Linked DNA regions of Homo sapiens: region 2 is linked to region 1. Evidence: read pairs that join two places in POLR2A ChIA-PET (ENCODE). Cell type or tissue: PC-9. All regions are shown on one strand.

Evidence for each region. ChIA-PET counts read pairs that join two places held together with the same protein. Peaks named below come from ENCODE experiments on the same cell type or tissue, not always from the same donor. Only the 100,000 strongest peaks of a DNase experiment are listed, where the experiment ranks them.
Region 2: POLR2A ChIA-PET joins it to region 1 with 13 read pairs; 2 of 35 experiments call an interaction of 5 or more read pairs at or near these places.

What each region holds. Positions count from the first base shown.
Region 1 is chr17:75,153,533-75,156,032 of GRCh38, reverse strand. JPT1 (Jupiter microtubule associated homolog 1) reads left to right here and starts at 1,521. Exons shown (of 5, transcript NM_016185.4): 1 at 1,521-1,691. The coding sequence starts at 1,636. RefSeq lists an enhancer at 438-1,033 and a silencer at 1,686-1,925. In PC-9, no CTCF peak of the experiment used is centred here; DNase peaks (open chromatin) are centred at 652 and 1,372; H3K4me3 peaks cover 1,426 bases; H3K27ac peaks cover 675 bases.
Region 2 is chr17:74,420,032-74,422,531 of GRCh38, reverse strand. No RefSeq gene overlaps it. Among named protein-coding and RNA genes, the nearest start is that of GPRC5C, 11 kb to the left of the region's middle. In PC-9, no CTCF peak of the experiment used is centred here; no DNase peak of the experiment used is centred here.

The DNA of each region.
Region 1 (2,500 bases):
AGCCTGGGCGACAGAGCAAGACTCTGTCTCAAAAAAAAAAAAAAAAAGCTAAGATTTTGGCTAGATGCGGTGGCTTACACCTGTAATCCCAGCACTTTGGGAGGCCAAGGAGCATGGATCACCTGAGGTCAGGAGTTTGAGACCAGCCTGGCCAATATGGTGAAACGCCGTCTCTACTAAAAATACAAAAATTAGTCAGGGGTGGTGGCGCACGCCTGTAGTTCCAGCTATTACGGAGGCTGAGGCAGGAGAATCGCTTGAACCTGGGAGGTGGAGGTTGCATTGAGCGCCATTGCACTCTAGCCTGGGTGACAAGAGCGAAACTCCACTTCAAAAACAAAAAAAAAAAAGAAAGGAAAAAAAGAAGGGAAGATTCTAACACAAACAAGTGGTGCGCTTCGTGCTGTTGTGGTAAGCACATAAATGCATCATCCGTGCTTTCTAGAACAGAACTTCTCACTGGCTTTTCATGAAAGCCCGGGGGGGGAGGGTGGTTAACCTAGACTGCCCAGAATACAAACTTCCAACTACCTGAAAGGTGGCTTTGCAAAGAGGAATGTGGTTCAATTATTATGGAAATATTGAGACAAGCAAAGACATCTGCCTTGAGGAAATATGCAAGACATGAGAAGGGCCTGCCCTCTTTTGCCCAAGGCTTTCCTATTATGATCTTGTAAACCATCATTCCTGAATCCTCCAAGTGTGTCTGCATTTGTCGCATGGATAGATTTACCCAGACAGGTGGAAGAGTCATGACTTAAGGGTTATAAACAGCTGCAGAGGCCTGAGCTGCTTCCATAGTCTTGGTAGCAGGGAATGAGTCCATTCCTGGTGCCAGGCATTAACCAGCCTTAGAATAGGCCCCCAAATAGGAGCGACTGTAATTTTGGTCCAGTACATGCACCACCCATTACAACTAAACAGTAACATTAAAATGTAAGGAATTTCCAGTCCTTTTAAAAGGGATCATCTTGGTGCGCTCTCTGTTGCTGACTCATTGTGCGGCTGCTTTGAGACTATTAGGTTTCTAAATGGGACACACAGTAGGTATTCAACAGATAAATGTCAACTTGTTGCAGTACTTTTCATCCTTTAAGGAGGATGCCCTTACTATCCCACCATCAGTAAAGCAAATGAGAGAACAGTAACAGTGACAAATCTCCCTTCTGCTTGCCGAGGTTGTAACTCCCCAAGAAAGAGCTTCCCCCTCTGTCAGGTAACGTTTTACAGTGACAGCCAGCACGACTTCCACCCAGCGCGAGGTAGATTCGCCTTCCGTCCAATCATCGCCGAGATTTTGGGGTGGGGGAGGGGAGAGAGTCCCAAGGCCTTCCCAGTCCAGGAAGGGGGCGGGCTTAGGCTGAGCCGTGGCCGCCACAGCCCATCGTAATGCCGCATGGTGCTTGGCACTCCAGAGAGCCAATAGGAATGAAAGAATTCATTTGAATCGGCCAATGCCGGCGGGTTAGGGGGCGGGGGTTGAAAACCCTATAAAGGCGTCGATCGGCCGGACAGGCGGCAGCGGCGGCTCCTGCAGCGGTGGTCGGCTGTTGGGTGTGGAGTTTCCCAGCGCCCCTCGGGTCCGACCCTTTGAGCGTTCTGCTCCGGCGCCAGCCTACCTCGCTCCTCGGCGCCATGACCACAACCACCACCTTCAAGGGAGTCGACCCCAACAGCAGGAATAGCTCCCGGTGAGGCGACCGGGTCGCGCCCGAGCCGCGCGGGGCTGAGGGGCTGGGAGGGCCGCTGCCGGCGGGGCCTCGCGCCGGTCGTTGCGGGTAACGAGCCCCGTGCGCTGTGCTCGCGCCGGGGCGGGTGGCGGGGTTCTGCCGTCGGCGCCGCCTTTGTGCCGCCTGGCGAGCCCTGCGCGCCGGCCCCACCCGGGTCCCTGCTGCTCTCCATTCATTCCTTCCACGGAGTCAGGGGCTGAGGAGGCCGGGGCTGGTCGCCCCTCGGAGCACGGCCGGTTTTCGTTAATCGGAACCTTCGGGGAGGGCTTCGCTTTCTCCTGTGTGCATCCCGGCTGGTGCATCCCCAGGGTGGTGGGCTTGGCCCCCCAGGTGCCCGGGGATCCTTTAGGGCCCCATGCATGGTCAGGTCCTATTGTCCCATTGATGGGCCACGCGCTCCTGTCTCTCCCCCGTGGCATGCGGTTGGTCTCGCTCTCGCGCGCAGCCATTGGATCCGGAGACCGGATCGATCAGGTCCGGCGGGCTCCTTACCCTCGCCGTGCCCCCACTCCTTATTCGGACCTACCTGACAGGTGCATGTGTGGTCGAGCGGGGCTGGTCATCGCGACCCTTCACCCCCCATTGAGGACCCAATCGTTCTTCCCCTCTTCGAAGTGCCTCCCCTCTTCCAAGTGTCTCCCCTTCCTAACAAAGGAAAGACCCCTTCTCCCCATCCCTGCGCTCATTTCTAAGGCGGGGGGCGGGGGCGGGCGCGGGGAACGAGCCAACCCGAGTGGGTTTTCTGCGCTTAAACCTTCGGACCGTGGCCT
Region 2 (2,500 bases), 730 kb after region 1:
CTGCTTCTTGGAGAAACAGGGATCAGCGTAGGGTAGGGCCAAGGTGAGGTGGCACAGAGGGGTCCACAATGAAACCTTCTAGAAAATTAGAGCCTTGGCCGGGTGTGGTGGCTCACGCCTGTAATCCCAGCACTTTGGGAGGCCAAGGAGGGTGAATCACCTGAGGTCAGGAGTTAGAGACCAGCCTGACCAACATGGAGAAACCCCATCTCTGCTAAAAATACAAATTAGGCGGGTATGGTGGCACATGCCTGTAATCCCAGCTACTCAGGAGGCTGAGGCAGGAGAATTGCTTGAACCTGGGAGGTGGAGGTTGTGGTACGCTGAGGTCGCACCATTGCACTGCAGCCTGGGCAACGGAGCGAAACTCCATCTCAAAAAAAAGAAAATTCGAGCCTTGGCCAGGCGTGGTGGCTCACGTTTGTAATACCAGAACTTTGGGAGGCTGAGGCAGGTGGATTGCTTGAGGCCAGGAGTTCAAGACCAGCCTGGTGAACATGGTGAAACCCCATCTCTACTAAAAATACAAAAATTAGCTGGGCGTAGTGGCAGGCAACTGTAATCCCAGCTACTCAGGAGGCTGAGGCAGGAGAATCGCTTGAATCCAGCAGGCAGAGGTGGCAGTGAGCCAAGATCATGCCACTACACTCCAGCCTGGGTGAGTGAGTGGGACTCCATCTCAAAAAAAAAAAAAAAAAAGAAAGAAAGAAAGAAAAGAAAAGAAAACGAGAGCCTTACATTTCTTTTTCTCTATTCTTCCCTGTTTTTTGCCTTACCACTATTGAAAAGATAATTAAAGGATTAGGCATCGCCTCCTTTCTTGTGCCCTCTTTCCCCCTTCCCAAAATACTTCCCATGCCTGTCTGAAGTCATCCCTATGAAAACATGGTTCCTGGGAGTTCTAGATTCACCTTCTTCGCAATCTCCTGTAAGCTTTATTAAGACCATAACCTGGCCCAGTGTGGTGGCTCATGCCTATAATCCCAGCACTTTGGGAGGCCAAGGCAGGAGGATTGCTTGAGCCGAGGAGTTTGAGAACAGACTCAGTGACATAGCAAGACCCCGTTTCTTAAAAAAATACAAAAATAAGCTGGATATAATGGTGCATGCCTGTGTTTCCAGCCACTTGGGAGACCGAGAGAGGAGGATCGCCTGAGCCCGGGAGGTCAAGGTTGCAATGAGCCGAAATCCTGCCACTGCACTCCAGCCTGGGTCACAAAGTGAGACCTTGTCTCAAAAAAACGAAAAATGAATGAATTTTAAAAAGACTATTACCCACTGTATAAAACACCCTTAATATAAGTAACTCCACCTTAGAAAAACATTTCATTTTATATTTCATAGAGTACTTTCCCAACGAGAATAAGATGTTTTGCTTGGCCAGGTGCCGTGTCTCATGCCTGTACTTCCAGCAATTTGAGAGGCCTTGGAGGATGGATTGCTTGAGCCCAGGAGTTTGAGACCAGCCTGGGCAACATGGCAAAACCCCGTCTCTACCAAAATACAAAAATTAGCTGGGTGTGGTGGCGTGCACCTGTAGTCCCAGCTACTCAGGAGGCTGATGCAGGAGGATCGCTTTAGCCCAGTAGGCAGAGGTTACAATGAACCAAGATCGCACCACTGCTCTCCAGCCTGGGCAACAGAGTGAGACCCTGTCCCTTGACCCCCAGAAAAGTTTTGCTTAATAAATCAACAAACAAAGACTGCATCCAACCAGATAAGGATGGACAAAGAAGCACACTCTCACGATCAGTTCTCACCAAAGGATTCTGTAACCATTAAAAGAGCAGGCCTTCGGCCAGGCGCGGTGGCTCACGCTTGTAATCCCAGCAGTTTGGGAGGCTGAGGCGGGTGGGTCACCTGAGGTCAGGAGTTCGAGACCAGTCTGACCAACATGGAGAAACTCCATCTCTACTAAGAATACAAAAACTAGCTGGGTGTGGTGGCGCATGCCTGTAATCCCGGCTCCTCAGGAGGCTAAGGCAGGAGAATCGCTTGAACTCAGGAGGCGGAGGTTGCAGTGAGCCGAGATTGTGCCATTGCACTCCAGCCTGGGCAACAAGAGTGAAACCTCAGTTTCAGGGAAAAAAAAAGAGCAGGCCTTCTTCTAGTGGTCCTAGCACAGCCTTGCACTGCCTCCTGATAACAACCCAGTCTCTGCCTTCGAAGCCTCTACCACATCAAAGACTCTTCCTTGCAGGACTGAAGAGCAGGGCCCAGACCAGGACTCCTTTTGTCTTCTTTGCTCCTGCTGGACTGGTTTGTTAACTCTTTCTCCTATCTCTCTCCTCTCGATGTTAAATGCTACTTTGTTTGTTGTGGAATGGTTAATGTATAACGTGTATATATTGCTTAAGTGTATTATTATGTATGGTTTGCAGTATTGATGGACCCATATGTGCGGCTCTAAGTACAGGCGAACGGGAAGTACTAAGGAGAATTGCCTCCTTGGGAACTCCATGTAGCTCATGGCTTTTGTGATTGAAATGCGTCAGTAAAA